Linked DNA regions of Mus musculus: region 2 is linked to region 1. The links are chromatin loops, found by intact Hi-C in ENCODE. Cell type or tissue: left cerebral cortex. All regions are shown on one strand.

What was found. A loop is a pair of places that touch in the nucleus more often than their neighbours do. Peaks named below come from ENCODE experiments on the same cell type or tissue, not always from the same donor. Only the 100,000 strongest peaks of a DNase experiment are listed, where the experiment ranks them.
Region 2: a loop joins it to region 1, with 7 times the contacts of the local background. A loop is called at or near these places in 3 of 42 quality-filtered maps.

The regions. Positions count from the first base shown.
Region 1 is chr2:136,834,072-136,839,071 of GRCm38, forward strand. No RefSeq gene overlaps it. Among named protein-coding and RNA genes, the nearest start is that of Gm46767, 4.0 kb to the left of the region's middle. In left cerebral cortex, a CTCF peak has its summit at 2,042 (motif pointing left); a DNase peak (open chromatin) is centred at 1,993; H3K27ac peaks cover 243 bases.
Region 2 is chr2:136,486,480-136,491,479 of GRCm38, forward strand. No RefSeq gene overlaps it. Among named protein-coding and RNA genes, the nearest start is that of Gm32546, 2.6 kb to the left of the region's middle. In left cerebral cortex, no CTCF peak of the experiment used is centred here; no DNase peak of the experiment used is centred here.

The DNA.
Region 1 (5,000 bases):
TCCACAACATAGACTTGATGCAATGAAGGTCACACAGAGGAGTGTTTACCAATCTCTAGACTGCTCTTTCAGTAACAAAAACAGAACAGAAACCAAAAGAAAAGAAAACTTTCCTTGCTACGTGTAGAATTCTATTTTGAATAAAGCATGTCTTTTAGGGTAGTATAGAGGTGTGATTGAGGTGTTTTAATTTTGTGACAAATAAAATGAAAGAAATACATATTTCTTCCATAAGACAATTACTCAGAGGATAAACAGGTTTGTAGAAAAACAGAATGATAGTGCTGAGTAAAATGCAAATGTGGAGAGCAATGTTTGACTGGCTGTAGAGCAAAGCCTTCCAACGTTTGTCAGATCAGTTCTGTGCCCTCACTCCACCTTTAAAACATTTAGAGAATTTCTGTATTAAGAATTTCTGCCCTTTTCAAACACTGTCAGCACCTTGGCAGGTAAGAAGGACAGCAGTGCCTACTAAGGGTGATCTTAAGACAGACCAGAGTTGGGGCCAAGAGATGTACTGGTATCCAACGAGCTTTGAAAATGTGGTAACTCAGATTTACCAAAGCAAAGAGAAGAGGAAAGTTAGGTGGGAATAATGTATTTTGCAAGTTTTACAAGAACACCCATTCTAAATTCTGTAACAAACTTCAGAAGCAATAAATAAGGGAAGCTTCATTTCTGCCAAGGTTAACCCTTACCCACCCACAGTCAGTAAGGATTACTATTGCAAGCTTTGCCAAAGGCAAAGATAAGGAAATGGACTTTGTCCAGGCAGTTGAAATAGAACATTGCAGTGTCTTGGCAAGACCCTGCCAGGCCTTTCATGGGGAGGCCCAGACAAGTGTAAGTGAGATGACAGAGTCAGGATTCTGCAATGCGGCAAGTCTCTATTAGTTGAAGGGAAAATGTCTCTGTATGTGTAACTAAAGCCATAATCTCAGGTAATCAATCATGAGACAAAGGATGGGAGTGTGGAAGTGATACTCTTGGAGACTGTATACTCTTGGACTTGTCACAGGAACACCAGGAAGAAAACTTTAAGACGGTTGGAATTCATTGACAGAATGGAGAGCCAATCGTACTTAAAAGTCTTAAGCCCCAGGGAAGTTATTTCCTGTTCATTGTTTCATGAACTCAAAATGCTTACAGGATTTCTTAACTGTGATGGTTTCTGACAGCACAGGGCTCAAGTAAAGTTAACATTGGGAATTAACTTATTTACTTCCTAGTGTAGCCACACTCGACTCCTTGATTTGTGAAGAGCAGAACCAATTTTCATTTGTCACATTCTACCTTGTCTAGTCCTTAATGGACAAAATGGCAGCCACATCTGTACAATCCAGATGCCCAATGTTGCTTACCATTTGTTAAAACTGACCTAGTTGCGGGAGTTTGAATGCGAAATATCCCCCACAGGCTTGTGTATGTGACCACTTGATCTTCAGTGGCTGGTAATGTTTGGGGAGTTGGTGCAGCTTTGATAGAGGAAGCACATCACAGGGGTAGTCTAGAGAGTTCATAGAGTCACCCCTCTTCCAACTCACTCTCTTTTCTTGACATGCAGTTATTGATGTAATCTTTCAGCACCCTGCTGTCTTCACTCCACCATTACTAACTTCCCCTAAGCCCAAAAAAACTCTTGCATTAGTCATGGTGTTTTATCATAGTGACCCAAATGTAACTAATACAGGAGTAATCGCTTACGTTAAGGCACCACTATGGCACCTCTGACATTCCCAGGAATCAGGACAGTTAGGTAACAGCTAAGTCAGCCAAAGGTGCCTCTTTTAACTGACAAGATCTTGAAGGTCCCTCTACCGCCATCCTTACACAGACAAATAGCTTTCAATAACCCGATGTTAACAAGTTATATACTTGTCTGTATCTAAATACTCACTTTCTTTATACCATCTCTGATTATAAAACATGCTCTGCAAAAGTAAAGGGTTAGATTCTGTGCTCTAGAAAAGGCCAATGAGCAGCAGTATGGGTTTCTAAAAGTAGGAGACCTTCCAGGAACACTGGTGCCATCTTGAGGCGGGTAAGAATAAGGAAAACCTCAATTCCTGCAGATAATTATAGATTTTTAACTCCTTTTATGTTCTATCACCCACTCCCTTTAAAATCCATAGCTTCTTTTTCTTTCATTATTATTGTTATATATGTTAATATCTTCTTAAATTTTTGTTACAATGAAATGTAAAATAATGTTTACATACATATAAGCTAACTCGATTTAATGTCTTCTATGTCTCTCTGTATTTTAGGGGGCACATTCCTGGGAAAACAGATTCTCCCTCTCTAAGAAATCATTAATTGTCTATAGGTCTTCATCTAGGGGTGGGACCTCATTAGATTTCTTCCAATTACATTGGCTTGTTAACTGGTACATGTCATAGTTCAGGTCTTGTTTGGTCAACCATATTATTGAGATTTCATGACTCCCATGTCATACCAGAAGACACAATCTCACAACTGATTTCCTGGTTTTCTAGGTGATTCAATCTTTCTGTCCCCAATGACACAGTTTTTCCTGAGCCACCAGTATAGGGTTGTATTGTATATTTATGAGTTGGGGCTGAGTACCTTGTGATCAGTTGTTTTCTGTACTTTGATCAGTTGTGATTTTTCTGTAATAATCCCTGCTGCAAAGAGAAGGTTCTTGGGTGAGATGTGAGAGCCATACCTATCTGTGTGTGTGAAGTTAAATATTGAGAGTACAGTTAGGAATTATACTAGTTTAGGAAAGTGGCAGTAATAGATTCTCCTCTAAGATCCATGACCTCACTAGCTACAAGATGTTGGCTAGGTTCACAGTGTCAGGCATGATTTCCCTCCTGCTGAGTGGGCGTTGAGTCCGATTAGACAGCTATGGTTTACACCAAGCTATACGGTTTGAATAAGTATAGCCCCAGAGATTCATGTGCTAAAATAATTGGCCATAGGAAGTGGCACTATAGTGGCACATAGTCAGGGTCAGGATGTTTTAACTTGGAAACAAACAAATAACCAGGCACTTTAATCTGAGAGATGCCTCCCCCCCCGCCCCCCCCCCACAGAGTCCAGAGTAATTCACAGAATGAAGGTGTGTCTAATGCCAACTCCCCCAACCTGGTGACTCTAGGTTCTTAGAAACAGCTTGTTTGCACTTGGAGTGATTCTGCCTAGGGATTCCACCTGCCCTGGAGCACCAAGTCGTGGTCTACTGAGACCCGCTGCTTTGGTCTGGGGCAGTGACTGTCATCACTGTTTGGTGAACACATGAAGCAGAGAGCAGCGAGTGAGACACACAACAGTGTTCTACAGCTTGCAGTGAAACTAACCTTACTCTGACTTTTGGATTCCATGTCATCCCAGGAAGCTCCTTGCCACGCTGTGAGCCTGAAGACCAACTTCCCAGACAGTGAGCTTCCTGGCTGAAGAGCCACTCTGAGCATTTGGGTAGACTCCACACCCTTTCCTCCCTCCCTCCATGAGGAGAAAATTCTTCAACATTTATGATGGAAAATAATGAAAGTACCAAACTGTAATTGAAAGCGACTTTAAAAAAAGATTGTGTGTTATGCAGTGTTTAATTAACTGATGTAATTGAAAGCTACTTTTTATTTTTTATTTTTTTGTGTTATGCAGTGCTGTTAATGGCTTTCTTTTGTACTCAGCATCTCTGATGTGGCTAATGTGCAGCAAGGCCCCTATCAAGAGCATTAAAGGTGTGTAAAGCTGGCCTAGTGTGGCACATAGTCTCCTTCTGTTGCCATTGGATCAGGATGCAGAATTCTCAGCAACTTCAGCACCAAGCTTGCACACTGCCATGCTTTCTGCCATGATAACAATGGACTAAACCTCTGAAACTGTAAGTCAGCCCCAATTAGATGTTTTCTTTTATAAGGGTTGCTGTGGTCATGTCTCTTCACAGCAATGAAACCATAACTAAGACAACCACTATGGCACTTTTAGGGATATGGTTCCATGCTGGTGACTAATTGTTCATAGGTGTCACAGCTACATGGGTTATAAATTGCTCTCCCTTGTTGGCTACTTGCAAAGCACCTTTCAATACTTTGAAAGCTAATCTTAACCTTGACAAGTCTCAACAATAAACAGTGTCCAATCCTTTCCAATAGGACAACACCCAGCTCCTCCCCATGCATGAGCAATTTTGGTCAAGTATTTCCTTGTAGAGAGATAAGTAAGGCTAGCTTAAGCCAGAACTGCCCTTGGCAGAAGGGCATTTACTATAAATAATACAAGTCTGTTCTTAAAAGCAACCTGTCAGGGGAAAGTCCTATTTACCATCACACGTGGATGCATGGTGGGGATTATAGTGATTTAAAAGCATGGAATGTATAGCACAGAGAGATGGGGGAAAAGAGAGAGGGGGGAGAGGGAGACAGAGAGGGAGATAGAAAGAGGAAGAGAGAGAGAAAGAGAGAGAGAGGGAGGGAGGGAGAGAGAGAGAGAGAGAGAGAGAGAGAGAGAGAGAGAGAGAGAGAGAGAGAGAGAGAAAGACAGGCACAGACAGAGAGACAGAAAGACAGAGAGAGAACCTCCAAAGTTCTATAACAATCCAGCTGCCAGTCAGGGAAAGGATCCACCTAGTTCCTGCCCCTGGGGATCAGTTCCTCTCCATGTAAACTCATAAGAGACAACCCTGAAAAATAACTAGGGTTCTAAAGTCATGTTGTTCAAAACCTGCCTTTTCCCTATAATGTATTTGCCTTTTTTCTTTTTTCTTTTTTCTCTTTTCTAAATAAAAACTGCTGCTATCAACTATGTGCACTTTCTCAGTTATTTAATAAAGCCACCAAGAACCTGGAGTTCAACTGATCACAGGACCCCCTCAGTACATAGATAGAAAGCCAGCCAGGAGGTATTCTTCCCAAAGAACAGCTCACACCCTGCCCCTTTAACTGCATCTTTGCTCTCTCCTTTCTCATTAGCCATCTGTATCAGGTATATGTTGGACAGTTTAAAGCAACCTTGATACCTGCCACCTAAAG
Region 2 (5,000 bases), 350 kb before region 1:
TGTATATATACATATGTATATATACATATGGATAGAGGAACAAACTGATTATTTGATACTAAACTAATATGCTTTTGCAACATTCAAAATGGCTCTTAAAAGCAATAGCAGCTATGTGAAGAGAAAGGGGCTCATATAGCTGTCTGAAAAACAGCCATCTTTTCAGGAGCACAGAGGTTGAGACCTTCTCCTTTCTATGTGATAGGATTTATTGTCTAGTATCTGTTTTGTAAAATCAGTTTTCAAGGTTCAGAAAGAAGTCCTGGTATAGAAAACAAGGAAGTCACGTTGCAATTAGAACTTCAACCCAAATAACTAAATGATGAGCACGTTACCCCAGCTGCTATGCATTGTCCTAGTAGCTGCTGGTTACACATTGTTCTTGACTCCAGTGGTCTCACAAGAAGATATTGACCTGAAGTAGCTAATTCGTGAAACATCTTCAGTTGCTGCTACTTCAAGTTGCATAACAAATTGAAAAAGGAAGAGGAACAGAGAGGGGGGGAGGGAGGGAGGGAGGGAGGGAGAGAGAGAGAGAGAGAGAGAGAGAGAGAGAGAGAGAGAGAGAGAGAGAGAAAGATGCATCCCTGTGATGATAGCTTACATTATTTAAGCACCCAAGGCTTTTTTACCAGACTTTGTATTCATTGATTCCTTTTATCTTTGCAATGACCTGAGTCAGGTGCTATCACTGCCCCTTTATTTCAACAGAAGACATTGACATTGAGAAACAGTAAACAGCTCCCAAGGACGAGCCACTAATAAGCTACGGGGAAATCTTTAAATGCAGAGGGGCAGAAAGATGCATGCATTTACCATGTACCCTGAATTTAAATGCGGACTGGCTGAAGGACATACCCATTCATCACGTGGCTTCCAAAGACAACAGCGGACATTAAAATGCAGAGTTTAAGTTATGAGAGGTGTGCCTGAATTCAAAACCAAAGTCTTCATGCTTTACCGAAGATAGGAAGTTCTCGCTTGCACCACATTCAGTCTCGTTTTTTTAGGTAATTGCTGACTTGCCAAAATGACATTACCCTTTGATATAGAGTGTGTCTCAACTGTGCCTGACTAGATAGTTCACTTTAGTTATTTCTCTGTACTTGGCCGTAATTCTGTTGGGAATGTCACACCCAATCATTACTGTGAGCACCACTACAAATTCAGACAATCCATTCTTCCAATTGTCTTCCAACAATATAAACCCCTACCAGAGAAGCCCATAGTGCTAGCTTACTGGTGGGCTATAAAGGGGGGGGGTATTAAAATTTCAGACCTATTCATCCTGGCAAGAAGAAGAAAAAAGGTTATCAGGTGCCTCTAACCATAGGCATCCAATATCCTACCAAGGACTTAAGAAGATGCTAAACCAAGAATCTTAAAGCTTGTAACATTTTACTCCTGGTGACTGACTTTTCTTCTATTCTTTTTTTTCTTCCTATTCTTTCTCCTTCTATTCTTAAAATAGTTTTCTGCTACTAAAAGGAATGCTAATTACCTTATTCACCTGGGACTGAATTATACTGTGGGTAAAAAGATACCCCACTTCCAAATCTGAATAGCTTGCAACATCAGCACTTCCTTTCTCGTCCATTGTGTGTAACACTCACAGATCAGCTGTGGGTCTTGCATCTGGAGCCCACCCAGGCTCAAGAACCATTCTCTCTGGGGCTTGTGGGTCAAGAGCTGTGGAAAAAGCATCATGGTAAAACCACAAAATACAAAACATAGCTCTCACACTCAAGACTGCTTGCTGATATTTCTAAACACGTTTTATTGGCCAGAGCAAGCCATGGAAGGAAGCCTCGTGTCAACTGACAAGGAAGACTTGATCCTTTTTATAAGCCTGGAGGTTCACCTAATTAATATCGAGAAGATGTTATAGTCATCATATTTAAGTGTATTATATGGGGCTACAAAGGCTTCTGACTCTGTAAATTAATAGTATAAAATACAAGCCAATACAACATCACCTAACATTGATGGGGGAAGAAGTGTCAATGTAAGCGAAGTACATCTTGACCTTCCCCTGGAGTAGTGCTTTAGGGAAAAGTCTTTTCAGGGTATATTCATGACTTGGAAAAGCACAAAGCAGAACTCAGGGGCTGCTGAGTCTAAGGTGAAATCACTCCACCACCAGACCCACAGCATGTATCAGGTCACGCAGCTTGCTTTGTAACAGAAAACTCCAAGCTTGTTCTAACTCACTGCACTGCAGTTCTTTTCAGGTATGTTTCCTGGACTTTAAAGACTGATGGAGAGCAGAGAAGCCTCTGGGTGTCCAGGTACACATAAATCAGGGCAGGGCATCATTTGGCTTCTGAAAAGTTCTGAAATGTGGGTGGAAGCAGACATATTGATAGGGAGCCTTGTGAAATTTGATCTGGAAATTAAGGGATATTAAATGTATGATTTGGCTGCAGTAGCCAACTGTAGCCATTTTAAATGGACTGAAATCTCGATGGCTACTGGTTTAATCTGTCACTAAATAAGGGAATCTGTATCCTGAGGGGATGATTAAAATGAAGGTTTGAAATGTTATTTTTTTGGAAAAGTCAAAGTGAGATCTAGTTTACATCCAGAGTGGATCCATCTGTAAAATCGCAGACATCAAACCTCTTTCCGCAGTAGAGTTGTGTTGTCTAGCATAGCTAGTATCAAATCTGAAATGCTTATACAAGTATGTGTTAGAACAAGAATCACGGTCCTGGAGACTTATAAGAAGAGTTCCCTTGATTCTTCCTCTGCCACAAATCGATTTGTGACAGAAATTACCCTAGTTGTCACAAAGAGAGGTACAGAAGGCAACAGTCTCCATGTTTACCTTGATTTCCAGGTTAGCTAGACACAGATTTTTTAATCTCACATGTGACACAGATGAGACTTGCCATACTTTTTTTGCTGAGCCCACCTCTCTCTGTGCTCTCGTCCCATCTTTGTTTGACCTTGGGATTTCCTAAGGTTACAATGTCTCCCTTTTTCCTCTCTCTTCTCTACAAAGTTTCATCCTTTTGTGTGTTTATGTGTGAGAGCACACACGTGCATCTAAAGGACATGTTGATATCACATGTTCTCCTTGATAGATCGCCGCTTTTATTTACTGAGGCAGGGTCTCTCAGTGAAACCAAACCTCACCAAGTAGGCTTGCTTAGCTAGCAAGATGGCCCTGGATTCCGGGCCTTATGAATGGTAAAATTATAAGCAGTTGCCATGGCTGTCCAGGATTTGTGTGAGTCTGGGGATGTCAAGTCTGGCCCTCACACTTACATGGTAAGTGTGATTTCCATTGAGCCACCACTTCAGCCTGAAATGTCTATTCTTAAAAATAGAAACTTCGCAGCAGGTACTTTAATGACTGGGGGAATGTAACCAGGAACTGTACGTCATGCTAAGCAACTGTCAATAGAAAACAATGCTCTAACCAAAGGAATATTGAGACAGTGAGAAATTCAAGGCAAGTGTGTGTGTGTGTGTGTGTGTGTGTGTGTGTGTGTGTGTGTGTGTCTGTAAGGAAATGTGATATAGCTTCTTTGTAAAATCACACAGCAGAAAAAATTTAAAATGTGATTCAAAAGAACAATGGATTGATAGTGAAGTTATGTGTTTGTCCATCTTGCCCATCTCTCTGAAAAAATGCAGACATAGAGCTCCTATTAACTATATATATATATATTTTACAATATATTCTGATCACAGTTTTCCCTTAGAAAAAGAAAGAGCCACTTAACAAGTTTTGGTGGTGGTGGTGATGGTGGTGGTGGTGGTGGTGGTGGTGGTGGTGGTGGTGGTGGTGGTGGTGGTTTTTAAGAGAGGGATTCTCTATGTAACAGAGCCCTGGATTGTCTTTGAACTCACAGAGATCCACCTGTCTCTGTCTACCAAGTGCTTGGATTAAAGGCATGTGCCACCACCCCTGGCCCTTCTTTTGCTTTAAAAGAAAATGTGTGTGTGTGTGTGTGTGTGTGTGTGTGTGTGTGTGTGTGTATTTACATGTATGTTGCCTCACGGGCACGCAGATGCCTGGGAACATCAAATGAGGGGGCCAGACCCCTGGTGTTGGAGGTAACAGGTGGTTGTGACCTGCCCAATGTGAGTGCATGGATATAGCAAATTCTATTATTATTATTATTATGATGATGATGATGATGATGATTATGATTATTATTATTATTTAATTTTTTATTTTATTTTAATTAAGTATTTTCTTCATTTACATTTCCAATGCTATCCCAAAAGTCCCCCATACCCTCCCCAACCACTCCCCTACCCACCCACTCCCACTTCTTGGCCCTAGTGTTCCCTTGTACTGGGGCATATAAAGTTTGCAAGACCAAGGGGCCTCTCTTTCCACTGATGGCCAACTAGGCCATTTTATGATACATATGCAGCTAGAGACATGAGCTCCAGGGGGTACTGGTTAGTTTATATTGTTGTTCCACCTATAGGGTTACAGGCCGCTTTAGCTCCTTGGGTACTTTCTCTAGCTCCTCCATTGGGAGCACTGTGTTCCATCCAATAGCTGACTGTGATCATCCACTTCTGTGTTTGCTAGGTCCCGGCATAGTCTCACAGGAGACAGCTATATCTGGGTCCTTTCAGCAAAATCTTGCTAGTGTATGCAATGGTGTCAGCATTTGGAGGCTGATTATGGGATGGGTCCAAAGGTATGGCAGTCTCTAGATGGTGCATCCTTTTGTCTCAGCTCCAAACTTTGACTCTGTAACTCATTCCATGGGTATTTTGTTCCCAATTCTAAGAAGAGGCAAAGTGTCCACACTTTGGTCTTGGTTCTTCTTGAGTTTCATATGTTTTGCAAATTGTAACTTATATCTTGGGTATCCTAAGTTTCTGGGCTAATATCCACTTATCAGTGAGTACATATCATTTGAGTTCTTTTTGATTGGGTTTCCTCACTCAGGATAATGCCCTCCAGGTCCAACCATTTGCCTAGGAATTTCATAAATTCATTGTTTTTAATAGCTGAGTAGTACTCCATT